4 separate regions of the Homo sapiens genome follow, and all the other regions are linked to region 3. Evidence: chromatin loops called from intact Hi-C (ENCODE). Cell type or tissue: endothelial cell of umbilical vein. All regions are shown on one strand. Each heading gives the region's core, and the rest is flanking DNA. Links, peaks and the distances in the headings are about the cores only. Region 1 has its middle 6.7 kb from the start of ZNF281. Region 2 has its middle 240 kb from the start of NR5A2. Region 3 has its middle 340 kb from the start of NR5A2. Region 4 has its middle 280 kb from the start of NR5A2.

Region 1 (8,351 bases), core at 188-8,187, 730 kb before region 3:
CTACTTTATCGTGACAACCCTGTACAATTACTATTATTACTGAATAAGGAAAGTTAGCCTCAGAGAAGTTAAGAAAACTGCCCAAAGTCACAGGGTTAGTGTGTGGTAGAGCTCGGAGTACCGGAGTACATCCAAGTTTGTTTGACTCCAAACCTTTTTTTTTTTTTTTTTTGAGATGGAGTCTCACTGTCACCAGGCTGGAGTGCAATGGCCTGATCTCGGCTCACTGCAACGTCCACCTCCTGGATTCAGGCGATTCTCCTGCCTCAGCCTCCTGAGTAGCTGGGATTACAGGTGTCCACCACCAAGCGTGGCTAATTTTCATATTTTTAGTAGAGACGGGGTTTCACCATGTTGCCCAGGATGGTCTCGAACTCCTGACCTCAAGAGATCCACCTGCCTCGGCCTCCCAAAGTGCGGGGATTACAGGCGTGAGTCACCATGCCCGGCCCCAAATCCTTAGCTTTTAACCTTTACCCTCGACTGCCCCTTTGGATCCTGTTTGGTTCTTCTGCAAAACTGTCATCTAAAATATTCTCCTTAGCCAGGCACAGTGGCTCACACCCAGCACTCTGGGAGTCTGAGGTGGGTGGATCACTTGAGTCTAGGAGTTCCAGATCAGCCTGGGAAACACGGTGAAACCCCGTCTCTACAAAAATACAAAAATTAGCTGGGCGTGGTGGTGCATGTCTGTAGTACCGCTACTAGGGAGGCTGAGGTGGGAGGACTGATTGAGCTCGGGTCAAGGCTGCAGTGAGCCATGATCGCACCACTGCACTCCAGTCTGGGCAACAGAGCGAGACCCTGTCTCAAAAAAAAAAAAAAAAAGAAAAGAAAGAAAGAAAGGAAAGATATTCTCCTTTATGTCACTCAGTATTGCTCTTAGGAAATATTTTTTGTGAAAAATAGATCTTATTATCAGACAGTGGGAACCATGTAGTAACCCATCACGTTCTCTTTCTTGGGTTGGCCACCTGGAGTGAAGTGAAATTCCTGTTGGAATTATTTTATCTTTTCCTGGGCTTCTGGCTTCTTTCAGATTTTATTTTTGGCCAGGTATGGTGGCTCACGCCTATAATCCCAACACTTTGGGAGGCCCAGGCCAGTGGATCACTTGAAGCCAGAAGTTCAAGGCCAGTCCTGGCCAACATGGTGAAACCCTGTCTCTACTAAAAAAACAAAAATTAGCTGGGCGTGGTGGCACATTCCTGTAGTTCCAGCTACTGGGGAGGCTGAGGCAGGGGATTTGCTTGAACTCAGGAGGCAGGGGTTGAGGTGAGCTGAGATCGTGCCATTTCACTCCAGCCTGGGCAACAGAGTGAGGCTCTGTCTCAAAACAAAACACAAAAACAAAAAAAAAAACCCAGATTTTGGCCAGGCGCAGTGGTTCATGCCTGTAATCCCAGCACTTTGGGAGGCTGAGGCGGGTGGATCACTTGAGGTCAGGAGTTCGAGACCAGCCTGACCAACAAGGTGAAACCCCTCTACTAAAAATACAAAAATTAGCTGGGTGTAGTGGTGCATGCCTGTAATCCCAGCTACTTGGGAGGCTGAAGCAGGAGAATCAATTGAACCCAGGAGGCAGAGGTTGCAGTGAGCCAAGCTTGGGCCATTGCACTCCAGCCTGGGCACCAAGAGCGAAACTCCATCTCAAAAACAAAACTAAACTAAACTAAACAAAAACAGATTTTATTTTCAACTACCCAGTGATATACATAGATAGGTATAGTTATATGTATGTACTAAACATATATCTGTATATATTATATATATGAAAATCTATCTATGAGAATAGAAATAAAATATTTATATTTATATATGACTTATGTATATATACATTTTATATATATATGATAGGATAGTTAGAAGTAAAATTTGAAAAAAATCAGAAGCCCAGAAAAAGAGAAAATAATTCTACCAGGAATTTCATTATAGTACATATAATAAATTCATTTTAGCTGGGCACCTGTAGTCTAGCTACTAGGGAGGTTGAGGCAGGAAGATCACTTGAGCCTAGGAATTCGAGGCTGCAGTTGCTATGATCCTGCCTATGAATTGCTACTCCACTCTAGTCTGGGCAAAATAGAGAGGCACTGCCTCTTGAAAACTAAATAAATAAAAATAAAAATGAGGCCACTTAAAAAATAAACACACTTTAAATAAACCCACTTTTTTGTTCAAATTTATTATAGCCCTTATATTAAAATAAGAATCTAGGAAAAAAATCTAATCTTACCTCCAAATCAAATCAATATTTCATTTGTCTGTCTTACATTTCGATCCTTATTCGCGTGCAGATTGTTTTCTATATTTACAGTAACATGATACATAGAATTTTATATTCCACCTCTTTTCTTGACAACATCAGCATGTTTTTCTAGTTTGCTCTGTCTCACTTGTTTCTCCTTTTCTTTTTGTTTTTTGAGATGGAGTTTCGCTCTTGTTGCCCAGGCTAGAGTGCAGTGGCGCGATCTTGGCTCATGGCAACCTCCGCCTCCAAGGTTCAAGTGATTCTCCTGCCTCAGCCTCCCAAGTAGCTGCAATTATAGGTGCTCGCCACCATGCCAGGCTAATTTTTGTATTTTTAGTAGAGACGGGGTTTCACCATGTTGGCCAGCCTGGTCTCCAACTCCTGAACTCTGGTGATCCACCCGCCTTGGCCTCCCAAAGTGTTGAGATTACAGACATGAGCCAACGCGCCCAGCCTGTCTCACTTGTTTCTGACTTACCTCCTCTTCCTCTTATCCTTCCCATTAGGAAACCAGTGACGACGACAACAGTTTGGTGTGCATCCTTGCACATCTTTCTCCTGTGTAATTATTAATAGTTACATTTGGGCAGAAGAAGGGAGAGTTTTGCTATTTGTTTTACAAAAGTAAGAATATATAACATAATGCATCTTTCCTCTTGCTTTTTTTGTTTAACTATGCAAGGACATCCCTCCAGACTAATATAGCTCCAACTCATTCTTTTAGTTGCCTAATATCCTAAGGGATAAAGATACCACAATTTATTCAGTTGTTCTCGTGCTGAAGGGCATTCAAGTTGTTTCTAGTTCTTTGCCACTGTGCACAATGCAGCAACAAGCAACCTCAAAAATACATATCCTTCACACTAACGCTTTTGTTTCTATAGGATGTAATCCCCAAAGCGGGAATTGTTTATAGAAAGTAGATTGGGGCCATGTGCACTGGCTCACGCCTGTAATCCCACCACTTTGGGAGGCTGAGGCAGGCAGATCACGAGGTCAGGAGATTGAGACCATCCTGGCTAACACAGTGAAACCCCCTCTATTAAAAATACAAAAAATTAGCTGGGTGTGGTGGCAGGCTCCTGTAGTCCCAGCTACTCGGGAGGCTGAGGCAGGAGAATTGCTTGCACCTGGGAGGCGGAGGTTGCAGTGAGCCGAGATCATGCCACTGTACTCCAGCCTGGGTGACAAGTGAGACTCTGTCTCAAAACAAAACCAAAATCAAACAAACAAAACAAACAAACAAAAAAAGAAAGATTGGAACAGGATTTGTAAATACATAAAAGTACACAGCATAGTAACATACATTCAAAAAAGTTCAGTAAATGATGACAATAAGAATATTTGACAATACGGTTACCTAGCAGCCTTTTTTTGATGGCAAAAGGTAAGTTTCCCAGCAACCAGAAAGTATACGTCATTGAATGAGAATCTATAAGGAAAGTACAAGAGGCAGAAACTGGCCCATAGCTACTGAAAATCATTGTTACCAACTGCATTTCTTGTTGTACTTGCTAGGTGGAGGACCAGGGTTACTTGAAGCCCTATTACTAAATACTGAGTCCCTAACCCTATGAGCTAATCAAACTGCAATATGCTTTTAATAAACTTGAGCTTTGAAAAGTCTCACCAATTGCATTATCTTGAAGCTAGTGACTTAAGAGTTATGAAGTTGTTGGCTGGGGGCGGTGGCCCACGCCTGTAATCCCAGCACTTTGGGAGGCCGAGGCGGGCAGACCACCCTGGCTAATACTGTGAAACCCCGTCTCTACTAAAAATACAAAAAACTAGCCGGGCATGGTGGTGGGCGCCTGTAGTCCCAGCTACTCGGGAGGCTGAGTCAGGAGAATGGCATGAACCCAGGAGGCGGAGCTTGCAGTGAGCCAAGATCACACCACTGCACTCCAGCCTGGGCGGCAGAGCAAGACTGCGTCTCAAAAAAAAAAAAGAGTTATGAAGGTGTCTATTTAAGACAATGTGTGTGAAAGAGCATTTATTAGGAGTCAAACAGTAATCCTTGGCTCTGCCAACTTGTCAGCATTGTGGCACTTTGAGCAAGCCTCAAAATCCCCATATATAAGAATAAAGCTAATAATACTCACACTGCCTCCTTTGCAATGTTGTAGTGAAGAACAAATGGGTTTATGTAAATGAAAGTGCTTGAGAGAGCTATCCAGATATTAGCACTGTTAATACTATTCTTATTCCTGAGGAGGCAATGTGCTATGTATGGGGCACCTGTCCTGTTCTTTCTGTTGCCAAGAAAGAAAATATTACCACTTAAAAAAGATTGATTCTGTAACAATCATGAAGTGTACTGTAAAAGTACAGATCAATATAACAACAGACTTGATGTCAACCACTGAATCTATTTGCAGATAATGCTCAAGACTTCTAGAACAGTGTAAATATTTACAAAGTCGCCTCAGTTTTCAATGTTTCATAGATAAATGAGAATGAAATCATCAAGAATGTTTTTTTCTCTTTCCCTTAGTTTCTATTTTTAACTTCTGTACAGTATCAGATGTAATATCCTGGTGTTCTTTCCCAACTCCTGGCCCCTGCCCATAAAGTACACGCATGCTACAGGAATCCAGCTACACTTTGGATGCTTCCTGCCCAATTAATGTTATTTTTACTGTGACTAAAGCATTGAGAAATAGGTACCTCTATAGAAAATACTTCATATATTAATACATTACAGATGAACTGTTCTATAAATGGAATAGTAGAAACCACCTAACAGACATGAGAGATCATTCAATTCAGAAATGTGACATACTTTCAGTATTGACTCTTTAGTAGGACAGAATGTTGCTATAAGGAGTTCCAGAAATCACAGTGCCAGTTGAAGTTTGGCAGTTGGTTCCTTCCAGCTGTTTTTAAAGGTATCCTCTCTGCAGGAATTTAAAAGTGGCTCATAGTATGGCTTAAGATGTTTATGTTTAGCTGTTTCTGTTGTGATTCTTCCCTTTGAGAAAATAGGATGTTTTTCTAGTAGTAAAGGGTTTATGAAGTTCTGTGGCATTAGATCTAAATGATCATGACTGTGAATACCTGGTAAAATTAATGGAGAAAAAAGACATCATGTGTGGGGCATACAATTATGGGGCATAAAATTAGTTACAAAAAAACTAATTTTTATTGTTAATGTTATACGTTTCAACTGGTTGTGGCAGCATCAGATAGACACCCCAAGTGAAAGAGAAGCAGAGAGTCCTTGGCATGATTTCAGGTTTCAGACTCCCTCATGGTCTTTAGAAACATCCTTCTGGGGCTTCCTTACCATGCTGTTAGGTGTACATCTGTTGAGGACAGGCAAAAAGAGAAAAAAGCTTTTGAGATGGAAGCTGCCTGTATCTAAAATCCTTTTAAATTCTAAATCCTATTTTCAAAAGGAATATTTTTGTTGTGATCATTTTACATTTAAGGTTAAATGTATTAAAATTAAAAATGTATAATAAGTAACGTGGTAGTGTAGTAAATAAAAATATGAAGCATACTCTACTTTCTCAGTTTACCAAAACGTGGGGAAAAAATAAAACTTACAAGACAGATAAATTACAAGGGTGATTATACCATTATTAAAGTGCTCTTTGATTTTCTTTTTATTTATTTATTTTTTAGAGATAGGATCTCACTCTGTTGCCAGGATGGACTGGAGAGCAGTGGTGCGATCATAGCTCACTGCAGCCTCCAACTTCTGGGCTCAAGTGATCCTCTCACCTCCTGAGTAGCTGAGACTACAAGCATGCAGCACCACGCCCGGCTAACTTTTAAATTTTTGGTAGAGACAGGGTCTTGCTATGTTGCCAAGGCTTGTCTCAAACTCCCAGCCTCAAGCAGTCCTCCTGCCTCAGCCTCCCAAAGAGTTGGGATTACAGGTGTGAACAACTGCACCTGGTTAGCTCTTTGATTTTCAAAGCATCATATAGATTTCACATAAACAGCTGGGTTTCTTATACGGAAATAATAATGCATGTTGTTCAATGTTCAGGAAATTTTATTTGTTCAGGAAATTTTATTTGTTCAGGAACTCATCTATTGTACAAAGCAAAATATTCCTATCTCATAAATAGAATTAAAATTTGAATGACTTACTCTTAAATTTTTATTTATGCAGCAAAATAAGGAATAAAAAATTAACAATTATTGAGGGAAGAGGGACTCTTAATTATCTTAGAGTTTTTACATAAATCAGAAAAAAGATTTTTTTTTCTTAACTATTTAGAATTATCCAGAATTGGAGCAAACAAGTAGCCTATAAAATGAGTACTAAACTCAAGTACTGAGTGGCTTGAATTTAGTCTGCACTAAATGGATCTTGACCAAGGCTACTGGAAGGAGGAAAGTGAGTGTTGGTATTGAACTTTGGGACATCGTGTATACACAGTAAAAAAAAGTGTAGCTATAGTTGAATTTTTAAAAGTTTATTATCAAAATGGAAATTGTTTATTGTTCATAACTCTTCATTAATCATTCTTATTAAAACAAATGTATGTATTGCAACAGTTTTAGTTTCAGAAATTATAAAGGTAGTAGTATTGAATTAGATTTGTTATAATGAATATACCATACTAATGTAAAATGTTAAAAATAGAGGAAACTGGGGATGTATCGGATATATGCAAACTGTTAGTACTATCTTTCTTTGTTGTTTTTTTTTTGAGACGGAGTTTCACTCTTGTGGCCCAGACTGGTATGCGGTGGTGCAATCTCTGCTCACTGCAACCTCCGCCTCCCGGGTTCAAGTGATTCTCCTGCCTCAGCCTTCCTAGTAGCTGGGATTACAGGCATGTGCTACCACGCCCGGCAAATTTTTTATTTTTAGTAACGACGAGGTTTCACCATGTTGGCCAGGCTGGTCTTGAACTCCTGACCTCAGGTGATCTGCCCGCCTCGGCCTCCAAAAGTGCTGGGAATACTGGCAAGAGCCACCGTGCCCAGCCTGAGTACTATCTTATCAATTTTTCTGTAAAACTAAAATTGCTGTAAAAAACAAAGTCTATTTAAAAAGAAACTAAATAAAAACAAGAATCACTAGTTTTATACAATCTCTTTGTTCTGGGATTGTTTCCATTATCTGTAAAATCTAAGCATTCAGAGATAAACAAATATTAAAATATTCCTTTAATATTTTACTTTTGAAAGAATCATATTACTTAACTATTTGAACCATTTCTAGATTTAGTACAGACTCCTATTTAATATTTGGCTTGTTAGTACCTAACAAGAATACTACAATGTAGATTTTTATTTCCTCACTGAAGTGAAAATTTTTTGCTGTCTGTTTTCTCTAAGTTTAAAGCATATAGTTTTATTTTCTTTTAAAAGTTAAGATTTTAGAGTTAAAAGTGAATTTATATTTTCTAATTAATTAAGCATTTTCTAAAGCTAAAGACTAATCAACATCTTTGGAATATTTGTTACATATATAGATTACAATAAAAATGTATGCAGTTCACAACAGATGGTAATGTGAAATTTTATCTCGAGCTGGTATTTCAAGTATTATTTCAAAACCTATTCATACTTATTACCTTAAGTTTATTCTTTTAGCTGCTTTATAATTTTTTTTTTTTAATTTTAACCCTGTTGAAGATTGTAACAAATATATTCTAGTTGCTACAGTCTAAAACAGTGCTTGGAAATACTGATGCTTAGTGTTATTTCTATGATTACTTTAATAACATTTCCTGAGTTTAATTTTTTCATTACCCAGCTATCTTTCAGAACTGGTATATTGATTTTTCTAATTAATATTCTTTGTACTTGGGATGGTATTTTTATTTTGTACTTCTAAAGAATTGAATAGCACAACCATTATAAGTGATGTGCTTGCTATGTTATCATATAAATGCTCAAGGTACACCTTCTAATGTTGAAAAATAGGAAAATAAATTGACCTTGATGAAGTGTGTCTTCTTTTGTCTGTTCCCAGGAAAGTTTATTTCAGGTATTTCTACTGCTGAAATGATTAGCGTTAACAGCTTTTCCCCTCCATTTTATTTTACAGGGTCTCTTCATCTTCCTGATATATGGGGTGTACAACACAGAGGTAAGTCTGCTTGGAGTATCTCAAGGCTGACAGAGTGAATGA
Region 2 (8,351 bases), core at 71-8,070, 93 kb before region 3:
CCTGCAAAACAGATTCAGTCAGCATTTTAAGGAAAAACTCATTTTTTATCGGTGGCCATTTCACACAGAATTTTAAAATAAAACAATGGAGTATTCAGTTAGCCCCAGTGACCTCTTCCAGATTCCAGGGTGGGGATTTAATGTCTGTTATTTGAACCTACTCTGACTTCAGATGAGTAAGAAACATCCCATGCTTGCATTAAGTTGAGGTGGAGGCATTCGGTTGGAGCTGAACACGGTTAAAACAATTCTTCAATTTGTATGAAGTAGATGTATTCATCCAAGCCAAGAATCCTTCCCCATTCTCACCCCAACCATGTGCAACATTTTACACATGGAGACAGTTGCATTGATTCACATATCTTGTGGCATTTCTTTCCTTATTTATCTTCATAAAGGTCATAGAAGCATCCACCATTCCTTTTCAGCTGGGCACAGTGGTGAATTACAGAGCCTCTGCAGAATCAGACATTGGTCTTACTGCAAACAAGGATGCCTCATCTGAATGGCTTACAGTTTGAAAACTCCATTTGTGGCCGGGCGCGGTGGCTCACGCCTGTATTCCCAGCACTTTGGGAGTCCAAGGCGGGTGGATCACAAGGTCAGGAGTTCGAGATCAGCCTGGCCAATATGGTGAAAACCCATCTCTACTAAAAAAAAAAAAAAAAAAAAAAAAAATTAGCTGGGCATTGTGGCAGGCACCTGTAGTCCCAGCTACTTGACAGGCTGAGGCAGGAGAATCGCTTGAACCCAGGAGGCAGAAGTTGCAGTGAGCCAAGATTGCACCACTGCACTCCAGCCTGGGCAACAAAGCAAGACACCATCTCAAAAAAAAAAAAAAAGTTCCGTTTGCATCATGCACTTAAAACCTTTTTACACATAATACTTACACTTTTCAAAATGAGTCACTTTGGTTTCTCAGTCATAAGGAATTTTTCGTCAAAATAGCATTGAATCTGAGCTGAAGTTCTAATATTCACGTCCCCTTGGAATAGAGTTGCCAGATTTAGCAACAGACAGAAAAACAAATATAAAACAATAATGAAACAAAATACGCAGTTAAACCTGAATGTTGGGTAAATTATATATATATATATATATATTTTAGTGTGAGTATGTACCATACAATAATGGAAACATAGATATACTAAATATATGCAGTTTATCCAAAATTCAAATTTAACTAGGCATCCTGTATTTCATCCGTCAATCCTATCTTGTAACCATTATGGATAACAGGAAAGATTGTGTTTTACAGCTAAAGTAATTGAGGCCCAAAAGGGCAAAAAAGCTTTTCTTCAGTATCTCAATCAATTGCTGTGTTTTGGTTATTTTACTGTATGGTACTTCTCAGGCACAGCTGAGAGGAGGCAAGATTGTCAAGGGCACTTTCAGATGTTCTTATTCTCTCTGAGAAGACATTTTCCCCTCAGTTTTCTGTTCTTGGCCTGCCTTAGCTTTCATGAAAATGCATATTCAGGTAACGCCCAGTTGGAAAGGCTCCATTACCTTATTTTCTCACTGTGGGTTAATTATTGATTTACTGGCTTATTTACTTCTCCCTCGTGAAGTGAATCTAGATTGGTGGAATTTCAGGCATTAATTTGTGATAGGTGAGAGAAAAAATTGTGTGTTGGGATGTGGGTTCTCACAACATTATTAAATTGGGACAAATTCCAGTACGTCCTAAATATTAATTGCATCAACCTGTAGCTGATTGCTGAATACAAAGTCACTTGGAAAGCTTAACACAATGTAGATAAATAACATGATTGTACCTCGGTTCCCTGCCCCCGAGTAATTTGGGATGAAGGATTAGAATATATACTCTACCCTTACTATTTTGTCATAAAAAATTTTCAAATACAACAAAGTTGAAAGAATCATTACAAGGAACACTCATATACTGGCCACCTAGAGGCTACAACTAACATTTTGCTACGTTTAGTTTATCACATATCTTTTCATCTTTCCATTCTTTTATCCATCCATCAGTCCCGTCTTTGATACATTTAAAAATAAGTTAAACACCTCAATACACTTCACTCCTAAACATTTCAGCAGGTATATCATTAGTTAGAACTCAAGAATTATTTGTGATTTTTTTAAGGCAAAAATTACACACAGTGGAAAGTACAAATCTTAAGTGTGCCATTTGGTACATTTTGACAAATATATATGTGTGTTTATGTATAGATACACATATACCTGTGTAACTTACAGATTACACAGATTATATCCATGTAGATATAGGACATTATCATCACCCCAGAAAGTGTCCTTGTGGCCCATTCCAGAATAGGCAATTACCATTCTAATTTTCTTTTTTTACCATAGTTTTGCCTATTCTGATCTGCATAGAAATAAAATCACACAATATGTACTCTTGAGTAAGGCTTCTTTCACCCAGCATCATGTTTTTGAGATTTGCCCATGTAGTGTGCATCAGTAGTTTCTTTCTTTTGATTGCTGAATAGTATTTAATTTTATAAATATACCACAAAATGTTTAGCTATTTACCTGTTGAGGAGCACTTGAGATGTTTCCAATGTTTGGCTATTATAAATAAAGCAGCTATGGACATTCTATTATCTGTCTTACCATGGACATGTGTCTTCCCCCACCCTCCTCTACTCCCTTTTTTCTGTCCTCTCCCTCCAATCCCCATCTCTACAGTAACCACTCAGGAGTGGAATCAGCCAGGTTTGGGAAGCATTTTACTAGTTTATGTTATTTGGAAAATATTGGTTATCATATTGACTACCTATTTAGGTTTGTTCTAGGGTACAAATCTAGACGGATTTTAGTTTTCCTCTTGGCTTCTTCTCATTTTGTTCTGAGAACTCACAGGATCCAAATCCTCTCTAAAGTGTTGGAACCAGTCTAGGATACTCTGCATCCCTAGAACATGCTTAGAATAATTCCTCATTGTATTCTGGATGTAAGACATCTCTGATAGGATCTTTCTCAGAGTCAAATTATACGATGTGGGTGAATGTGGCATTGACTTATTTTTCCATTCACTGAGCATGTATTTAGTAGATGCTGTATACTTTTCCTGAAAATACAAAGATGTATAAAATGTGGCCCCTGCTTTCAAAGACCTCATAGACTTGTGGGGAAACAGACGAGACAAATGGCCATTTTGATACAATGTGATAAATATTTTGGAAGATGTAAGTATAAGGTTCTGTGGGAGCACACCTTAAAAATGCACTTGACCCAAAGTGGAGGGCATCACACAAGACTTTCCAGGGGATATGAAGACTAAATCATGTTGGGAATGGACCCAGGGGCAGTTAAATAGGCAGGCAGGAGAGGGAAGTATGTTGTGGTTATAAGGGCTATGGTGAAGTGCAGCAGGAAGGAGATTGGAAGTAGCTGGGAAAGATAGTCAGTGGTGATAGGTGAGGCTAGAGAGAAGGTGGGAGGCTGATGGTGATGAGCTTTTAGATTACGTTGAAGGGTTTACTCTATATTATACAAAGCTTCTGTGCACCTATATGTATATACGTGAGAAATAGATCACAGACTGTCAGTTATTTCTGTGTCTATTTTGATAAACTGAAAAGAGCCCCAGTTTAGTGCCTTGAGCAATTTATTCTTCAAATAAGGTTCTCAAAGAGGGTAAGGCATCCACTTGGTGATGCTGGGTGAGATTTTCTTTAAAAAAAGAAAAAAAGAAAATGACTCACTATCAGGCCATATTTGAAGGGAAATTTCAGAATCTTTGCTAGAACTGGATAACTGCTGACCCTAGCATCCTTAAATTAACCTCCCAGGAAATGCAAGATTTATAAGTTGTGGGCTTTTTTTTTTCTTTTGAAATAGGTCTTAATAATTCAAAGAACTTTTTAATGATTTTAAAAGTGCATGTTAAGTACTTGATGGATTGGATCAATTCAGTCTTTGTAGTGCTGTGTGTTGACATCCTCCTCTCTACATATGGAAATTCGACAGATGTACAGAAATGCTACACAGGACGGGATGTTTCTTTATGGCATTTCCTTGTGCATCTCATTGGAGAAAAGAAATGTGTATATGTACTTTATAGTGAGTCATTAACTATAAAAACAAGCTTATTCACAAACCTGCTTTGATCTGTATTTCCTGTGATTTATCTTTGCTGTCTTAGCATGTACTGAATTCCTGATTGTTATTAACTCCCCAAATATTTTACATCATTCCAGATAATCAATGCTTATCACAGTCAATACAGATGTTACAAGATCCTAGAAGAAAGATGGTGTCAGCATAATAACATTTTAATTATTATAGCATGTGTTTTCAACTGTATCTTTTGTTTATGGCATCAGCTAACAAAGCTACTGTAACATCTGGTTCATAGAAAGTATTAAAATGATTGAACATGTAAATCATAGCTTTCCCCACCAAAGACTTAAAGTAATAGTGTGTAACTGCTTGAAGGTACTAATGCTTGTTTAATTAATTTAAATCATGCTGGTAAGACTATATTTTCACTTTCTGTTCCCCTGAACTTGCACTCTCTGCAGGGTTACTCAACTGTTAATGTAAAACAAATTTGCTTGTGGATGGTTTAATGATATGAGATATTTGATTTGAACTAACATATCAGTTTTGTTAATGAAATCACAAGTTGGGCTGTTGTAAGGGAAACAACTTTCTTGTTTGGCAAAATTCTGTTTGGTTTGTAAATTTTATTTACAAGCATTATACACTTACTTTTGTCTATACTGAAATGTAAAATCCTGGAAAGTGCTGTGAAATGTGGGATACATACTTTTCAAACTCTTTCCCATGTATTTCACAGCCACTACTCCTGCAGAGTTGGAAACTACATTTTGGAGAAAGAATGAGCGGGATCAGATTGCTGGTGCAGCATTGTCTAGCTTTTCCTCAGTAATATCTCACCACTTCCTTTGTAAATGGCACAGTTCTGCCAACATGTGTTCACATTCACTCTGCTTATTGGAAGAACTGTGGTTTCATGTCAAGGGGTTGCACCAAAGGCAACGGCACAAAAGTTATACTGGATGGAGGGTGCAACAGCTGGATCAGCCACATGCACTTCGGTCAACTCATCTTCACCTGAAAACTAGATGCACAGGGAGGGTGAGAACTTGTTCATGGTTAAAAGTGAAAGGTCTTTTTTCTCCTGCTTTTTACATGAATGTTTGCTCTGATACAATAAAATGCCCTTGCTTCTTCCCAGGTGTGAGACTAGGCAAATTGCAAACTACGTTGTCATGAAATAAGAGATATCACAGAGACTCAGTATTTTTTAATAAAATACTAGAGGAAGTATCTGGTAATATCAAAGCTGATGATGGTTATAATGGAAGGAGGCCTGTGATTCCAAAAATCTTTTTTTTTTTTTGGATCTGCTGAAATGAGGGCTTATGGTGGAAAAAGAAAGGAGGGAACTCTAGCACTGAGAAAGATTATCAGATATGTTCTACTTTCTTGGGCTCTACTCTCCAAGGGCCTACACTCTCTTAACCAAGCAAGTTTGTAGAGATTTTTCTTTTTTCAGCTCAAGATACTGAATATGCTGGGCATTCTCACAAGGACTAGTGCAAGAAGATCTGGGGTCAGTGAAGAGTATCATATGGGGTCTCAATTTTAAAGAAAGGGTAGAGAATATAAATCAGCACTAGCTGCTTCCTCATGAGAACATTTTGTTACGGTAATGCAAGGAAGTCTGTGAAATGCTAAATGCCATGGAGGCAGGTGGTAGCCTCTTAAAGTCTTAATGAAAGCTTGAGAATTTTATCTAATTCATGTCATTGACTTAAAGTAAAACTAAACAAAAACCATTCTGGAAAAAATGGGTATAGCATTTACTTAGAATTCTATCTAATTCATATCATTGACTTAAAGTAAAACTAAAAAAAAAAATTCTGGAAAAAATGGGTATAGAATTTACTTAATTAAAAAAAAAAAGGCAAAATCCTTCAGAGAAGCAATAACACTCTCCACGTTCTTCCCAGCAGGACATCGTGTTTATTAAAACATCATCGTCACTTAATTCCTTTGATTATCTTATAAGTATTACATGATAATTTCACTTTTAGGAGTTTGCCATCTTTAAAATTTTGTTTTTAGTTTCAATACCTTTAGAGGTACAAGTGGTTTTTGGTTACATGGATGAATTGTATAGTGATGAAGTCTGAGATTTTAGTTCACCCATCACACGAGAAGTGTACATTGTGCCCAATATGTAGTTTTTTATCCCTCACATCCCCCCCTCTTCTCAGTCTCCAACATCCATCATACCACTCTGTATGCCTTTGTGAACCCATATTTCAGCTCCCACTTATAAGTGAGAACATATGGTATTTGGTTTTCCATACCTGAATTACTTCACTTAGAATAATGTCCTCCAGCTCCATCCAGGTTGCTGCAAAAGACAACATTGCATTCTTTTTTATGGCTGAGTAGTATTCCAGGGTGTCTATATACCACATTTTCTTTATGTTGTCATCGGTTGATGGACACTTAGTTTGGCTCCATATCTTTGCAATTATGAATTGTGCTATGATAAAATACGTGTACAGGTGTCTTTTTGATATAATGGTTTCTTTTCCTTTGGGTAGATAACCAGTAGTGGGATCGCTGGATCAAATGGTAGATCTACTTTGAGTTCTTTGAGAAATCCCCATACTGTTTCCATAGAGGTTATACTAATTTACATTCCCACCAGTAGTGTATAAGTTTTCCTTTTTCACCACATCCATGCCAACATCTATTGTTTTTTGACTTTTTAATAATTGGCCAACTTTTAAATCACTTGTTTGTTCAACTTTTGAGTTTCCACAGATGAACAGATAAACAGATAATTATGATAAAATGTGGAAGTAAAAGAGGTAGGCATGAGATATCACTGAGAGTTAGAGGTCAGGTGTCTAAACCAGTTTGGAGCAGAAGTCTCAAGGAAATCTTCCTGGGAGATTGTTGGTTTTGCTGGAGGACAAATGGATTAAGGGGTGAAAAGAAATAAGGCTGCTTTTGTGGGCATGGGCATATCACAGCGTATGAGCTTTTCTAATGACATCCATTTATAGAGATTTTTCTAGACATAAAACTAAAATGCAAGTACATTTTAAGGATTATATACATATTACAATGAAAGGAAAAAGTTTTGATTATTTGACAGAATTGAAATTCAAATATATAAGGTAACTGAAAGGTTATTTTGGTATTAATCTTCATTTTGTAGAACAACATTGCTGTATACCATTTAGAGTGTTACTCACTGCTTCTGTTTATATTAGAAAAGTGGTTCAACAATCAAAGGAATCCAGGGTGTGTGAGTCATTTTTTTTTTCTTTTTTAAAAATGTAGCTATGCTTGGAGAATCAATTAAAAAAAATCAATGTATGTAAAAATGCTGTTTTTCTTCAACACGTATTTTGAACCAGTTATGAGAATTTACTAAATTTTTATTATTTTTAATTATGTTTATTTTGGAATTAATACTACATTAGTACTTGGGGCAATTTTTAAAAAATGAATAATAGTATTAATGATAAATTCATTGAAAATGATTTATTTTAATTAATTTAAAATAATTACGATTTCATTTATTAAAGTTAGATCCTCCAGGGCATGAATCCCAAATACACAAACTAGTTTCTTCCAAATACTAAATGTGCATTATTGAACTATTTCTTAATTTAAACTTTTCTCTAACTCAAATGTACCATTCAATTTATTAATACTTTGTTCATTTCTCTTGAGCTCCAGGCCTCAAGCAGTCCTCCTGCCTCAGCTTCTCAAAGTGCTGGGATTACAGGCATGAGCCACTGTGGCCTGGCTAGAAAGAGGTATTTTCTAAAATATAAACACCCTCACTCAATCATCACTCAAATACCCTCACTCAATTGGTTATTTAATTAAATTTATTTAATTGTTAAACCATTTCTGAAATTCCTTTTGAAAAAACCGTAGTGTTAATGGGTATCCAAAGGTGTTACTGAAGTAAACGTTTCTGTAGTCATATACATGTGGGAAACCCTGGGATAAACAAGTTTTCTTTTTGTAGAATTTTCCATAGTTTTAAAAATGCAAATGTGCATTGTGAAACTATAAGCGGAGACTATACTAGGCATTAGTTTCTAAGCTTATTCAACCATGGAAATTATTGGTCTAGTTCCTTTGTCATCACAGACGATTGAAATTATGGTCTATTTTCATGGATCTGGAAGAATAAGCAGGGGATATAGAATAGGAGACAATTCTGAATAAGAAGCGAGGGAAAAGTACTCAAATTCTCTAGAGTATATAAAACCAGAATAAGCATTCAACTGTTTTATTCCCAAATCTTTTAAATCCTGCTTTTCTTAATGATTTTATATTGTAATATAATG
Region 3 (8,351 bases), core at 224-8,223:
CTGAGTCTTGGATGTATCATTATTATTAACTTACTGACCTGGCCAATTTTTCCAATGTTCATTTAAAAAAAAAATCTTGAGCAGGTTTACTGCAAAGATTAAATGAGACAATTTATATATGATGGTGTTTTTAAAACTCTAAAGCCTGATGCATATGTAAGATAATCATAATGTGTGAGATGTGAAAAAGAGGAGAGAATTAACAGTATCCCAATAGTTGAGCCATGCAGCCCAGGGAGTGAGGGGTTATTGACAGGAAGAGATTATTAAGTGAGATAATGATGGATTCAGATTTGCTACTGTTGTATTTGAAGTAACTACGGAACTTCTGCATTGAACCATCTAATAGTTAGTGGGTACAACTAAATTAGAATTAAGGAGATCAAGATTTGAAATGAATTTCCTCTGAGAAGGGCTAAGGATTAATTTTCTGACCACACACAGTTCTTCCTCCGGTCTTTTGAGTGTAAATAACTGACAATTGAACATTCTTCACTTTATTCCCTTTCTTCCAAAAAGAGCTGAAGCAGCCCACATGACCCTATGTCCGCTGGAATCTAGTTTTTAGCATCTTCCAAACACATTGTACTTGGAATCATGGTCAGAGGTTAAAGTTCAGTTTGTGGACTTGGAAAGAAGACATCATCTACTTTAGCCTGAATTTCCCAATTGATCAGATAATTATCTAAAATATATTAGTTGATGTCATGAGAGTTAAAGTTGTATATAACTGGACTGCTTGACTTTTAATTGCTAGATCCTGGTAAGTAACAATGAAAAAGACACCATTCTTGCCCTCAAGGAGCTTTAAGTCTGATAGGAAGGGATCTGACATCTAAGTTTAATAAAATATAATTGTTCTGTTAAGACTATGTGATTGGGAGAAGGGGGAAAGGAGAGACAAAGAAGGGCATGGTCAATTCTCCATTTCTGGAATGGGAGGCAAATATTTCAGACAATTCTAGATGGTGGAGATGGAACTGTATCTTGAAAGATAGTGCTTGTGGTTGTACAACAGGGCAGGATGCTTGAGAAATAAAGCTGGAAGACCAACTGCATGGATGTGGGAAATATTTCAAAATAGCAGGTGTGATGGCATCTGCAAGTAGATCATTCTCTCTAGAGCTCAGGGGAGAGGTGAGTTGGAGCAGGCTGCATTGGAAGGGGCCATGCTGGAGTCATGCCCTTGGTGTGATGATGGTCCCTGCCCTCTACCTTCCTCCCACTTCTGCCATCCCCACCTTGGTTTTCTCCTTCATTCTATAATGTATTCTCCTTTCATTTGGTATTGCAACCTTCCCCTCCACTCCCCCACTGAATCCTAAACCTAAAATGATTTGGAACCAAATTATGATTTGAAGGATTATATTATTGGTTCATATTGACCCTGCTATGATACAATGATAGCTGTGGCCAAGGTTTATTTTGATACATTGGACAAAGTGCAGTCTTCTGAGCCTTGCTATTTACAGATTTAAAAGAAGCTGAAAAAAATAAAACATATTTTAACCTCTAGGAAAGGAACAAATATGTACCAGCTCATCCAAGTACAGTGTGACATGACTTATGTGGTACCGTAACCTAATGAAGCCTGAAGTCATTCAAAATATTGCATGCTCATAATAATTCAGATATATCGCTTATTTGTGGTAGTGCCTGAAGATTAGCAGGCTCCCAGAGAAAAGAGAACCTTTCCGATCTTCAGCCTCTCCTCATAATACACTGGATGCTGGGCTGCCAGCAGCTGCTCTAGTGCCTCAATTTCAGATCCCTTCCCTCCATCCCCCCTTCCATCTAAATGATTTGTTCTTTCTTGTTATTTTCTTTAACTTCTTTATGCCTCCCTTCTCTTTGGTCTCAGTTATCCCACTGTGAGGGTAATTTACCTATTAACTTGTGAAAACTTGAGTTTGCCATGCCTTATTCTTTCACCCAAAGGGAATGTCACTTGCTGTTTATGATGACATCATAGCATAATAAAAATATAGATTTGAAGTTGGAATATAGTCTAATTTCCCATAAATACAGAAGCCCTTCTTTTAATACATTTTATTTAAAACAAGAGAACAATATTTTATCTTTAGACCCTCAATAAGCATGAAACATTCTCAGCTTCCGATTCACACAAGGTCTTTAAACACGGTAGCTTTTTCTGACCTAGATTCTAGACTACCGCTTCCATGTTTTAACTGAATATTGACATTTCCTTAGGTTACCTCCTTTCTGGGAAGTGGGGGACAGGCTTGAGTGGTGGTAGCTCCTCTTATTTTGTCCTGCATAGTTGTGGAGTGGAGCATGGAGATGGCTGTAAACATTATAATCCAAGTAGGTCTGTGACCCAGTACTCTATACCCGAAGGCCTTCATCCTGCCATGTGATACCCTGCATTGCACTCTGCCTGTTTCTCTCGCTGATGTCAGCACTCCCAGGCCACTACTCACTCCATATCCACTCCATCCACTTGTCTGTCCTGACTCCACACAGTAGATATACAATGGGTGCTTGAGTAATACTTGTCAAAGGCAAAGGAGAGAGATGATATCTTAGAGGATGTTATGCAAATGTACTTTAAATTTTAGGTTGTGAAGTTAGTTGTTCAAATTCAAGGTACCTCCAAAGTGCCAATGTATCTCCCTTTAAGATGTTCACTGCTTCATCTCCCTCAGGTCTTTTCTCAAATGTCTTATTCTCAGTGAGGTCTTCCTGACTACTCCATTTGAAATTGCCCTACACCTTTGTAGAACTTTTTATTTCTAGATAATAAAGGTTACATTTTTAATTTTTCTTTTTAGCACTGATCTGATATATCATATTATTAATTATTTATCTTCTCATTTATTGTCATTCTTAGGCAGGGATTTTACCTCTTCACGCCTCTGTTTCTAGAGTTCAGAACTGTGTTTGACACATACATGCACAGAAGGCCATTAACAAATGTATTTTGAATGAATGGGAGAAAAAGCCACTCTCTCTTCATTTTGTCTGCTTTCTCCTTTTCTCCCTTCACTGGCTTTTTCCACATCTTGAATCCATACACAGAACCCGTTCTTCCACAGCTCTCCAGTTACCAAGTCCTAGTTCCAACCATGCTCAGAGGCTGAGTAGCTGTTTCTCAATCTGAATCTCAAATTCCCAGGTGAGAAATAAAATGGACACTGCTTTTATCAGGCCTATGTTCTGGTACAATCTGCCGTGGCCAAGGGATCAGAGACACAAATTATCCACTGAGATTGTTGCCAGCATCTACTTGTCAGGGAGGAGGAAGTAATTCCAGGAAAAGGATACTTGTGCATTGAGTGGGCACCAGGTATTCACAGTAGTTCAAGAGGCCTGAAGAATCCTTTCCAAATCATTTAAATTTCCCAAATACTTTATTTATTTATTTATTTATTTATTTGAAACCGACTCTCACTCTGTTGTCCAGGCTGGAGTGCAATAGCAAGATCTTGGCTCACTGCAGCCTCCACCTCCCAGGTGGAGCAATTCTCTAGCCCCAGCCTCCCAAGTAGCTGAGATTAGAAGCCCACACCACCATATCTAGCTAATTTTTGTATTTTTAGTAGAAATGGGGTTTTGCCATGTTGGCCAGGCTGGTCTCAAGCTCCTGGCTTCTAGTGATCTGCCTGCTTTGGCCTCCTGAAGTATTGGGATTACAGGCGTGAGACACCGCACCGGGCCAAATTTCCCAAATATTTTAAATGGATTCACAAAAAAGTGTCTTGTTCATCTTTGTATCCATAGCACCTAGAGAAGTTCCCAGGGGGCAGACCTCATGGTTTGAATTGTCTTTTTGCATTATCTGATGGTTTCTGGTGTTTACTAATACCTTTGTTCTATTGATGATCATGGTAAGAATAGGGAAATTTGGTTATTTGATAATGATGTAGTAAAAGAGAAAGATAAGTCAGGGTATTTACATGTATGCAGTTGTAAAGAGGTGGAAATAGTGTGTGTGTTGGCGGGGGAGATTTAAAACTTGACTTAGGAAAGAGCAATCCTTACTAAAATGTACAAATATACTTGGTGAGCTAATGTTTTTGATGCAAGGGCTTGACTACAGGATAATAGCTTACAAGTTGTCCCCTGCTGTTTGGTAATGTTAATGGACAGGAAGTGAGTAATGATTTATAAAGTGGTGTTGGAGCTGTAGTTAACAAGGCTCCCTGACCACAGTGCAATGTGCAGAAGGAAGCAGCAGTTACAGCTCGTGGAGGAGGGAAAAGGCTTTTCTTCATTGTTCCTACCTCATGCATTGTTCAGTTTCTAAGCTCCCTCCCCACTCCTTGTTTTTCCTGACAATACAGAGCCCAGGGATGACCTCTGAGGGAGGCTTTGTAGCAGGCCGTCAGATAAAATCCAGGATGCTCAGTTAAATTTGAATTTCTGCTGGGCACGGTGGCTCATGCTTGTAATCCCAGAGCTTTGGGAAAGCAAGGCAGGCAGATGGCTTGAGCCCAGGAATTTGAGACCAACCAAGGAAAGATGGGGAGATCTCATCTCTATAAAAAATTAAAAAAAATTTAGCCGGGCGTGGTGGTGTGAGTCTGTAGTGCCAAATACTCGGGAGGCTGAGGCAGGAGGATTGCTTTAGCCTAGGAGGTTGAGGCCACAGTGAACTGTGATTGCACCACCTAACTCTAGCCAGGGTGACAAAGCAAGACCTCATCTCAAAAAAAAAAAAATAATAATAAAATTCCAGATAAATAGTGAATAACTTTTTAGTGTAATTATGTTCCAAATATTGCATGGGGTAAACATATAAGAAATTATTTGTTATTTATCTGAAATTCAAACTTTAACTAGTTGTCTTTTTATTGACTCACTCTGGCAACTCTACTTACAGCCCACATTGCTTCATAAGAGGCTATTAGTTCATGCAGATGCAAAAGTTCCTTTAGTTCATTCCTAGAAACCTGGGGACAAGACAGACCTGCCAAAGAATAGAGGCTTAAAACCAAGCTGAGGGAGAAAAAATGCTGTTGTTATTAAATGCTCTGTGTTGATGTGATAGTTTAAAAGAGTGACACTATTTATGTGCCTGTGTTGGGAATGTGTGGACTATTTTAAAAAAGAAAAATCACTCTACATTTAGAAGAGAAAACCTGGAAAATCACAGAATGAATGAGCCAGCAAGAACTGAAGATTCCTAGTTCAGGCTTCCTCATTTCACAGAAAAGGGAACTGAAATAACAGAGTTGAAATAGTCTTGCAGGCAGACCTGAAAAATCCAGGTGATATCATTTAATAATTGGGGGAAATGGCTGAATGCCTCCCTGAGCTTTAGTTTTCTACTTCTAGTAGAGGGGAGATTGAAATACTTACCTCAAAGAATTCTAGTGAAGATTCAATGAGTCAGTGCTAACGCCCCCAGAACTGCTTTCCAGGGTGTCAGTGCAAGTTGCTGTGGGGCTCTCTCCCCAACAGGCTGGTCAGCTGCATGGCCTGATGAGGCCTCCTCACGCCACTCATTGTGGCCGCACTACAATGTTAGTAGATAATTTAAGTCATCGCTGGCCTCCGTTTATCACCAAAGCAGACTATAGAGCACTTTACTTCTGCTGGATAAATGATAAGCTTTCATATTGACCCTGCTAGCCAAAAAATGTAGGGAAAGGGAAATAAACAATGGACATCTAAAAAAATCCAGAAACAAAACAAACAACAGAAAATTCTCCGAGTGGCTCTTTCTCTGAGACTGAGAGCGTGTTTTACTCTGGGAACTCTGCCTAAGTAATCTAGGCACCTTTTGTGAAGCAGGGATCTCCTTTGTTGATGTTTCCCCCAAACTCCAAAACTTTGATTCTATTCAACTTGAGATATTTGTTTATCCTATCACGCCAGTTATTTTCCCCAAACTGCTCATTTTCACATCCTCTAAAGCTATGGTTCTCAAAATATGGTCCCTGAGCCAGTAGCAATAGCACCTGGGAACTTCTTACAAATCCAAATTCTGGAAGGCCAACGCAGACCTCCTGAATCAGAAACTGGATGTTGGGTCCAGTAATCCGGGTTTTCACAACTCTCCTGGTGACTCTGATGCCAGCTAAAGCCTGAGAACCACTGCCGCAGAGCTTTACCTAACAAGCCTTCAGGTCTGTCTACATCTTGTTGGTTTGATAGCAATGGAGTGAAATTCTCTGTGTTTGTGTCCACTATATCTAATTACAACTTATGGACACTCAGGAATCGTTAAATGACAATATGGGAAGGGGAGATGTTCACATTCATTAAATACTGTTCTAAAATTATACCCGCAGTGTAACTGAGAGAGGTATGACTGTGTGACGACACAGAGAGGTAATGCCATTAAAAGAAAGGCTCACTGCTGCTCACAGCTCCCCAGGAAATGAGAGGCAAGGCATGCAACTCAGGACCATGGAGGAGGTTCCAGTGCCAGGAAGCAGAAGTGGGAGCGAGGGGAAAGCTGAGGCTAGAGCCTTTATTGGGGTTTCTGCAGGAAAGGCAAGGCAGGGCAGGGCGAAGAGCTTAAGGTTGGCAGTTTCAATAATTCTAGGGGGCTTTGGGGCATAGAGGTGGTCTTTAGTTGCATAGATCTGTTCCCTAGAGTTATTCAGGGGTGTGGAAATATTGGCTTTATGTGTGAGAGCTAGACAAGGAAATGGTTGAGGCTGTAGACTCGGGATTGGTTGGTGCTCCCTGGAGACCCCTGTTTTGTATAAGAATTGGCTACTCCTGGGAGGTGAAGTCTCTCCCTGGCCAGCAAGCTTTCTGAGATATTAGAACATCATAAAATATAGAAAATAAAAAAAATGCTTAAAACAAGTATGTGCCAGGGATTATACTAGAATATATATATGTATAAAATCCCATTTCATGCTCACAGCAGCCCTATGCAGTTGGTTTTGTCCTACCACAAATAATAAAACTGAAGTTCAGAGAGGTCAAGTAATTTGTCTAAGCTCACACAGCTGCAAGTGGTGGAGCAGAGATTTAAGTAAGACTAGTTTGACTTTAAAAGCTCTTCCAACTTATAAAGCTATATAACAGAGTCTAGCTTTTCTCCTAGGAACTATATGAAACTCAAAGTCTGGCAATGACTGGAGAGAACTGGACTGGAAAGTTTCTCAAGCTTGATAGAGTTGAAGGGACTACAGCTGGGAGAGGGCAGCTATTAGGGGAGCCACAGCTGCCAGTCTGCATTCATATTCTACGTGGGGGAGGGATGGGACATACATACACACATTTCTCACAGCCAAGTTTAAAACAATTTAAATGAAGCAAAGTATTCAATTAGAGATGCTTGAGGAAACCAGGCACGTATCATCTATGTCAGCAGCAAAGGAGAAGAAAATATTTAGCCTTTGCAAGCTGTGACCACTTCAGCACTGTATGATGATGTTGCCTCACGGAAGAGCAAAAGAATACATCCAGTACCTTAGAGAGATTAATTTCCCCAGGAAAAAAAAAGAAAACAAAGGAAGATCCTCTGATTACATTTAAATATTTCCTTGCCAATGCTTGGGGGAATTCTGACATTCCTTCTTGCAAAGGAAAGCTTTTGTGCCTGGGAAAAAGGTGATTAGGGCACTGTGCCTGGGAGGATAGAGGCGAGGGAGGGGTGAAAGGGAGGAAGGGGTGTTTCAATAGCAGCACAGGTGCAACAGTTTGGACTGAGTGATGGCCTTACAAATGACCCTGGCACAGAGCAGAGGAAACCCAAGGAGAAGATTAATTGAATTACAGCTACAGTATGTATGTATGCATTTTATTTCTGTTCTAAAGTCTAAATGGATTGTGGGGCTGGCTAACCAGCTGGGGTAAGGTCAAAATATTGAGGAAATGAGAGGGGATATAGATGAACAATTTTCTTGATAGGGAACAAATCCTTAGCTTGTTTGCTTTTGTCTAGAACATTTTGGAGTCTGAAAAGGCTCAGTTCATAACCTCCTTTATGTAAGTGCAATCTAATTATTTTTCATGCCAGGATATGACCAGTACCTGAGGTTTTGGCTTTAAGACTATGGAAGGTAAATTGGGATAAGGAGTAGAACATTTGCTTTATAACCCAATTTCTCGCTTTCCAGGAGAGCTGATGGTAGAATTTTTTCTTTAGGACACTGAAAATATAATTTAAATTTTAAGAAAAGTTAATATCCACACACCTTTACTACAGAGGTAATGTACGCCCAGTACCTCAAATTCATCTTGCATATAGTAAGCCTTCAACCCAGGAAGACCAACCACCCTGTCCCTTGCTTTAACAACTGTTTAAGAGAAAATATGGCATATTAGAAGGACTGTTACTAAACTGGGTGACTAATGAGTGGTGTGTCATCAGACTATACAGTCTTAAATACCTCATTTTAGCCTCTCTGAGACTTGGCTTAATT
Region 4 (8,351 bases), core at 220-8,219, 52 kb before region 3:
TCTAAGATCTTGGAAGGCAAAGATGTGCAACCCCCCTCTTTTTTTTTTTTTAAGAGTAAGAACATGAGTTTGTCAGTAATAAATTAATAACCCTCATGTAAGAGAGTTGTCAATATGAGAGACTCTATCTCCCATGTTCAGTAATAAAGCTACCTACTATTTTGGTAAGAAATGCCTAAATTGAAATTCCAAAGGGTATTATGAACTTGAATTAAAAAGGTAATGGATTTTTTAATAAGTTCTGGGTCAAGATGTATTATCAAACTATTTTCCATAGGGCATAGAATATACCGTCTATCCTTTTAATAATGCCAGATCTAGTCTTACATCCAGTGGCCAGCTGAGGCTGCTTGTCTATTATAGCTCTCCCACCATCCCTAACAATGAACAAATAACTAGATGGCCTATGAAACATTTAAAATAGAACTGTCTCCTAGAGAAACTGTTACTAGCAGAGACAGGTTTGATCCAGACCAGGATAACCTGCTTTGGGAAAGAGCAGATCAATATTGTTTGGGAGTAAGTAGTGGAAGTAAATATTATGGTGAATTAAGTTAATCATAAAACAAATGATCTGTGCACTGACATGCAGCCTGATTCTACCTAATTGTTCTGATGCAGTACTATGTGAAGGATAATTCTGTGTGCTCTGAAATTCAGAGGGCTTTCAAAAAACAGTTTTAATTATACAAACCATTTGTTAGTCATGAAAGCGCTATGTCTGCAAATGCTTAAAGACTGGCAAAGAACTTGACCATGCATTTGAAAAGTGGTCTGCATATTCTAAGTTATAGGAGATGAGTTTTCTTCTTTCCTGATTTATGGCTTGGGTCCAAAGCCAAAGTTATGTCTTTAAACCATTCTTTCTGTCATGCCTAACTGTCTGACTCTGCGGTACTCTACAAACTTACCTCTTTTTGTGTGCTCTCATAGAGTATTTTCTTGCTGCATCCCTCATCCTTCTTTCCATCTTTGCTGGGTCTGGAGGCAGGTAGTATTTCTATATGTAGCCATGGTGAAAAAGGAGGGTAAACTTGTTGGCTAAAAGGTAGCTGAACTCAACAGACATAAGTGTACTCTAAATGAAAAAGTAAATTATTGAGTTATAAATGGACAGAAAAAACTGCTTCATTACATGTTTGGATAACTTCTGGTCAGGCATGAGTTAGTATAGGACGTTGTCATAGCTATCTTCATAGTTGCATTAATTTTTAGATGGTTTTAGATTAATGCAGGAATTTATACTGTAGCTTAATATTGGAAGCATTAAATTCATTGTTACAAATTGTCTTCTGTTTTTTATGTCTTCTATAAAACAAAAATCTCCGTAAGATAAAAGAATGCCTGCCTCTCTCATCATGGACACATGTAGAGAGAGAGAGTGGATCTGGAAAACAAATTTATACTTTTTCTGGAAATGGGAACCATTCATAAACCATTTAATGAGTTCAAGGTCTCCTTGTTCTCATTCTGCCTCCTATTCATATAGACTGTTGGCAACCAGAGGTAGCTGGGCTAGTGACGCATTATTGGATGAATCTGCTTCAAACTTGAAGATTTATGAAAACTCTGAATGACAGACAAAAATATACATTTTCCTTTTAAAAAGGGTGAGATTAATATTCAGCAGTCACAATATATAATTAAAGAGAAAAATGAAATGAACTGTTTATGCAGGCACAAATAGTTGGTTTAATATTACAAGAGACCAGAAAGTCTGAGGCAAAATTTTTAAATTTTGCTCAAGGGTTTAAAGCCCCTCTGAGGTGTTCCCGCAGGTATAACCCTATTGCCATTTTTATGCATGTCATGAACTTGTTTAGCAGCTGCATTCATGTGAGATGCTCAGTTGTCTCCCGATGCTGCCTGCCTCCCTGTGTGCATCTTTATGTACTATATGCCCTCATTAATTTTGGAAAGAATTTTAAAGAGTGCTCAAATAAGACTTCCAAATAGTAGCCGGTATTTTTTTTCTTTAGGTGTTGGAGTGCAAAGCTCATTGAAGCAACCCCCAGATGGCTGAATTGTATCCTAAACACAGTCCTAGATAAGATAAAAGACTAACTGATGCCTAGAGGTCTCAATAAACCTTCTAACTCGGTTAAAATTTTGTTCCTGCTTCCTTCCTGCAGCTCTAGGTCCCAGTTTTAAGTTCTGTTCTTCATCTCCAAACTTTAGACATTGGGCAAACTGCTGGTTTCCTTTATGTGAAAACTTCATCAACTTGTGTTTGATTGTCACAGAGTAGTAGCTTGGCTAAATTTGTCTCCACGGTTTTTTCCCCCTAAAGGAAGTCTACAGTAATCTTGTAGGGTGGGGTTAGGGAGGTTCTGTATTGTTTGGATACTGTGTATAGGATAATGCTGTGTCTAGGATAATGTGTATAGGATAATGCTGTGTAAAGGAGGATGTAAAAAAATGATAGTCACTGATCATTTCTATATTCTCAGGAGGTTTCCTGGAATGGAGTAGAGAAATACAAAATCTAGGGTTTCCTCGTCCATGCTATGTAACACAGGCCATCAGAAAGGGAGTTATTGAGGCATCTAGGGTATGCAAAGATGACTGAGAGTTAAGAAATGAATAGTTGAGAGTAGGGAATGAATTAGAAGTTGTCTTGATTGCTGCTGTTTCTTGTTCTCTCCCATGAAGATGGGCATCTTTTCATATCCAAGTCTTTCCACCACCAGGATGCTCTGACCTCTAGGTGTCTACCTTGGGATCCCTATTCCCCAACAGCCTACCGTCACTCCACTCACAGGTGGCTCAGCACATGGCCCTGCAGAGTGAGATATAAGATTCTTCTTCCCATTTTGGTCTTTTCATTGCTTCTGCTCCCTGGACCCCATGCCTGCTCATTGTGCCCTGCCTCTTCATCAACCACAGCCCAAGAACCTCCCCTCCCCTGCCCTTCGATATTTATGGGGGTGACACTTTTGCTTTCCTTTAAAAAAGGAAGTCTGTCTCTTCATTTGCTCTTTGAAAAAGTAATTCACATTATCAGGAAAATTGGGGGTAACTATAAAGGCCATTTTTTGTTTCTGGTAAAGAATATTTAATAATTAATGGACACATAATTGAACAATACAGATATTATATGGAGAGAAGTATTCCCTTTTTAAGTCTCTTCTACTCTTTTGGGTAAATCAAAGAGAAAATTCCAGTTTGGTGTTCATATGACTTTAAGTTCTCCCTCACTCTGACTAATATCCCTTTTTAATGCAAAAAGTAGACCTCAGGCTCAAAGCCCTGTTGTTGGTAGTACCTGCCCCACTCTGACCCAGACAAGACTCTCAATGATAAGAATTTTAAGTCAGAAGTGAAAGGAGAAAAAAAAAATCTCAAGTGTCTTGGTGAGAAAGGATGTCACTCCCTTATGTTAGGCCCAGGCCCAGTTGGAAAGAAGACCCAGAGAGAAGTGGCTCTCTCATTCATTTGTGTCTATTATTTCATTGATTTCTGAGCAAATTAGAGGCTCTGTGGAAAAGGACTGGCAAGGAAATATGGAACAGCGTGAATGTAGCATTCTACTTAGCACGAGGAAATGTGTTATGCATATATTAAACACGGGCTCTTTCAGAGAAAATTGTGAAAATAGCTCTATGTGAAGTTCTTTGTATTGATTTGTAAGTTATTAAGGTAAAACCATTTTTCCCTCCTGAAATTCTACAAAAATCAGTTGGTTAAAATACAGATCATGTTCTAGAAGGAAGTTTATAGGGATGTAAAATGCTGAGACAACCAGAAATCCCACATTTTAGATGTCAGGGCATTTGATTCATTCCTGTTAAGCCTTGGACATCAATAAATAAAATCCTGGCTGACTGAATGTGTAACCTTATAAATTTAAGTGCTCTTTACTCTGAAGACCTGAAGTTCTTCTTTTTAAAAATCTTTTAAAGAAACTGAGAATCCCCTGAGTTTCTTGACTCTAGATGAAGTCCACAGGGCAAGCCAGGTTCTAACTTTCACTCTATACATGTTAAATTTATACCAACTTTATGTTACGGGTGAGTCTATGAATAATACAATTTAGGGATTCTGAATTTATGAATGAACAGGCAGCTTTTAACTCCTTCTGGGAGCAGGCACCATATGCCATTCAAAGGTAACTTCCCTTAGATTTACATTTCATTTATTCATCTTGCGCCTCTAATGTCAAGTGCTGTGTCAGGCCTTGAAAGGAAACGTAACAGTGAATAGCAGTCCAGAGAAAGAACGATAAAGCTGACAAACGGTAGCCTCCTCCATAAATCAGAGATTCCACTGAGAGAAGTTGACGGTTGAGCCTATACATTAGAAAAAGAAATGTAGAAGGAGGAAAAGAAAACAATAGTATGAAACTTGCTATGACTCAGTGAATGAGAAAAATGAATCACAAGGAAACCTGGCAGAATAAAAATTATCTGATTATTGTATGAAGCAAAATCTTCAAGAAATAAACTTGTTAACTAGTTCTGAAGAAAAATGAAAATGAGAATTATTATGTGTAATCATAAGAAAAGAGATGAAAACCAATCTAAATTTAGAAAATGTCAAGGTCAGACCTTTCTAAACAAGGTAGAATTGAAGTAGAAGGATGAACACAGATATGGCCAAGCAGGTAAGAGGTCAGAAGGTGACAAGTACAGGCACCTTCCAAAGCAGGATGGGTGACATTTGCTTTTTTCAGTTTGTATTAGGAAAATTCCCACTTCAACCAGGTTTTTAGAGTTTTAAGATGAGTAGATTTAGTAATTGTGGATAAATGGTTAAGCATGGAGCTTTAGAAGATGTCTGAAATTGAGGAGCCCTCTTACTTAAACTTCGTTAGCCTCACAGTAAATCTACCTCTGGTCCCCTTGCAGAATCATGCCTCATGTGATGGAGGAGAAGAAGTGGGCTTTGGGCTGCTGTGTTGGGCAAGAGACTATGATTCATCTTCCTGCATGGATTGCCTTGAGTCATGCTGTCCTCATCATTAGAATGGTAAGCTAGAGAGAGAGAGAGTTGTGATTAGGGAGTGGGTTTAAAAGATAAAGAAGTTATTTCTGGCTAAAGTAATGAAGACCGTATTGCTACTGTGTTTCAGAAGTGTATATGCCTCAGTGAAACCACTTTTGTCTCTTTTTGAATGGCAAGATATACCAGAGACTGTGCCGGATGCTTGAGATATACAGATGAAGAATGAATGATGAATGAAACTTGGTTTTTGCTGTTAGAAAGCTTATAAGTTGGAGATGCAAGCGTAGGAGGTAGGAGGATAGAGGCAGAAGGAACCCAGAGTATCCATTTGGGATGGAACCTCACATTCATTTTTTTTTTTTTTTTTTTTTAGACAGGGTCTTGCTCTGTCACCCAGGCTGAAGTGCTGTGGCACAATCTCAGCTCATTGCAATTTCCACCTCCTTGGGCTCAAGCGATCCTCTCACTTCAACATCCTGAGTAGCTGGGACTACAGGTGTGCACCACCATGCCCTACTAATTTTTCTCTTTTATGTAGAGACAGGGTTTCGCCATGTTGGCCAGCCGGGTCTTGAACTCCTGAGCTCAAGTGTTCTGCCCACTGCAGCCTCATAAAGTGCTGGGATTATGGGCACAAGCCACCGCACCCAGCGGCATTCATTCATTTAACAAGTATTTGTTGAGTATTGTATTATTTTAAGAGCTGTGGATCTGGTAGCAAACAAAATAGCTCAAAATGCCAGTATACATGGCACTTTTATTCTAGTGGTGAGAAACAGACAGTAGATAAACTACTAGTGTAGATATAGATGTATACATACACATACATATACAGGCAGATGATGGTGAAAACTGTGGTAAAATAAAGCAGGTTACAGGAGATAGTCAGCTGTTTCTTTTCTTTCTCTGTACGTGTGCATCCATGTGCATCTGTGTGTGTGTGCCCGTGCGCATGCGTACACGTGCAGGGAGCTATTGCTGTTTTATACAGAGTGGACCAGAAGTCAACAATAAGATGACATTTCAAAAGGGATCTGAAAGAAATGAGAAAGAGGCACGATGGGAAGCACTCTCTGGGCAGAGAGAATAGCAAGTGAATGCGTCTGGAAGCAGTGGTGTGAGAGGTGTGTCTGAGGAACAGCAAGGGAGGGCTGGTGAGGCTGGAGTGGAGTCAGCAATGCGTAGAGGGGAAGGCGATAAGGTCAGAGAGGTAGCAGGGGCCAAGGCAAGAGTCGTCTCAGGCCATGGTAAGGACTCTGGGCTTTAAGCGTGGTGGGGAGCCCCTGGGAGGAGCCATGTGGGCAGAATCAGCTCTAGAAGGGCAAGCCTACAAGCAGGGGGCTCAGTTGGGAGACTGCTGGAATAATCTAGGTGAGAGATGATAGTTGCTCTAACTGGGTTGGTAGCAATGGAGGTGAGAAACTTTTGGTTTCTTGTTATATTTCAGAAAGGAGCCAGCAAGATATCCTGATAGGTCAGGTAAGGAGATGAGAGGCAATGTTTTTTCTTGAGCAACTAGAAGGTTGGAGTTTTAATTTAATGAGATGAGAAGAACAGTAGGAGGAACAGTTTGGGAGGTGGTGATGGGATTTCTGTATTGGACTTAAGTTTGAGGTCTTCATTCGACATCTGATTGGGAATATCAAGTAGGCATTTGGATGTGTTTGGAGTTCAGGGAACAGGGTGAGGCTGGAGATGAATATGTGGGAGTTAAGACCATACGTATGGTATTTAAGGTCATAAGATTAAACACAATCACCTAGGGAATAAATATAAATAGAGGAAAAATAAATATGGCATGTTTCTTTTCATGAACTTTTGGACATACTTTTGTTGAACCTCTGGAGGTGGGATTGGGCATTTGTGAGTGTAGGTTCCTGCTATTTCTCTCTTTCTCTAAAAATACATGACATGATTTATACATCCCAACATTTCATACAATGCTTTTCATAATCTGATGCATACCTACTCACTTCTCCAGTTTCAGTTCCACCAAACAGCAAAAGCATCACACTGTTTCATGTCTGTGTGTGCCTTTTGCTCATGCATTTCTACTTTGCGGAAAAGCCCACCCTGCTCCCAACCCCAGCTTATATCCACACAAACACACACATACACTTCACACTTCTGGGTAATATCTATTCATTTCTAAGACCCTAAGTGTCATGTCCTTCAAAATACCTTCCCCTCAGCTTGTCTCCAGGTGGGTTGAGCCCATCTTCTATGCTTTATCAGCCCGTGCTTGGGAATAATTCCTTATCTCATTGCTTTATAATTATTGTCTCTTACTGTCTGCCTAATCCTTGGTACAGGGAATACTCAAAGCATTTATGAAAGTTTACCAACATGTTAACAGACAAGATAGAGAAAAGTGATGAGTGAAATAAACCTCTTAATCCCACAACAGCAGAACAACGGCAAAATAAACCCCACTTCAACCAGTAGCTACTGAGCTAAAATTCCTCAATGTCCTCTGCAGGGTACGCTCTGCACTCACCTAGGTCTTAATGAATGTGAAATAACAGGCCCTAAATGATCAATCATGGGAAAAAGAGGAAACAAATTAGAAAATAAATCTTTGCAGGAAGAAGGATGAAAAAGGAAAAAATGGGCTAGAGGATTTCATTCTGAAACAAATGAGAATATTCCTAACTGCAATCTGTCTCTCATTTGGCGAATGAGAGTGACAGTCTCAACTGGAGCTTTAAAATGAAACTCTTTGAGTCAAAGAGATAATTAACCATTTATAAACAGATATGATAAACCCTTTAAACTGCACTACTTGATCCAATCAAATAATTAATTCCATAATTTTAAAATTATTTTAAAAAGCTGCTCTCTAAAGAAATTTAAATTAGATTTTATTAATATTTTCTCTGTGTTACAAAAGCCATCATTTGTAAAATGCTGGTAGGCCAGATTTCAATTAGACAATACCATGTACACTAGTTGTTTTCTTAATGCAAATGAACCTTGACATCTTTTTTTGATTACATCACTCAATTGTAAATTCCTTAAAAGCAGGAACTATAGATCCTCAACTAATGTGTGTTACATTTAAATTTGAGAATGTAATTGCGTGATTTCAGTACTTTTTTGTCTTCTTGTATAGAGCATATACACCATTCCATAATAATATACTCTAATAATGGTACAGTCACGATTTATTAACACTTACATGTTGTACTTGCTTTATCTCCATTTTATTCTTACCACATCCCTATGGGAGAATATGTTTTTTCAGTTGAAAAGAAGTAGAACTTATATGGAATTTTAAGCAGTTCACCCAGGCTCAGAAACACAATTTTGTCTAATAAAAATAACTAAGTTTTTTTTTTTTTAACTATGCCTTAACATACTTAAGGAAACCCTAAAAGCTTGTGTATTTGTGCTACACATATTTAAGA

The links. Hi-C counts contacts between places; a loop is a spot of excess contacts. Peaks named below come from ENCODE experiments on the same cell type or tissue, not always from the same donor. Only the 100,000 strongest peaks of a DNase experiment are listed, where the experiment ranks them.
Region 1: a loop joins it to region 3, with 6 times the contacts of the local background. A loop is called at or near these places in 4 of 110 quality-filtered maps.
Region 2: it touches region 3 in a loop (5-fold over the local background); 3 of 110 quality-filtered maps call a loop at or near these places.
Region 4: a loop joins it to region 3, with 4 times the contacts of the local background. A loop is called at or near these places in 6 of 110 quality-filtered maps.

What each region holds. Positions count from the first base shown.
Region 1 is chr1:200,412,570-200,420,920 of GRCh38, reverse strand. No RefSeq gene overlaps it. Among named protein-coding and RNA genes, the nearest start is that of ZNF281, 6.7 kb to the right of the region's middle. RefSeq lists enhancers at 842-1,342, 1,343-1,843, 3,543-4,042, 4,043-4,544. In endothelial cell of umbilical vein, for the core only: no CTCF peak of the experiment used is centred there; a DNase peak (open chromatin) is centred at 4,810; H3K27ac peaks cover 2,857 bases.
Region 2 is chr1:199,780,059-199,788,409 of GRCh38, reverse strand. No RefSeq gene overlaps it. Among named protein-coding and RNA genes, the nearest start is that of NR5A2, 240 kb to the left of the region's middle. In endothelial cell of umbilical vein, for the core only: no CTCF peak of the experiment used is centred there; DNase peaks (open chromatin) are centred at 4,069 and 7,239; H3K27ac peaks cover 2,484 bases.
Region 3 is chr1:199,687,538-199,695,888 of GRCh38, reverse strand. No RefSeq gene overlaps it. Among named protein-coding and RNA genes, the nearest start is that of NR5A2, 340 kb to the left of the region's middle. In endothelial cell of umbilical vein, for the core only: no CTCF peak of the experiment used is centred there; DNase peaks (open chromatin) are centred at 4,178 and 7,368; H3K27ac peaks cover 3,240 bases.
Region 4 is chr1:199,739,335-199,747,685 of GRCh38, reverse strand. It overlaps the pseudogene RIDAP1. Among named protein-coding and RNA genes, the nearest start is that of NR5A2, 280 kb to the left of the region's middle. RefSeq lists enhancers at 1-100, 4,264-5,463. In endothelial cell of umbilical vein, for the core only: no CTCF peak of the experiment used is centred there; DNase peaks (open chromatin) are centred at 4,235 and 4,905; H3K27ac peaks cover 1,505 bases.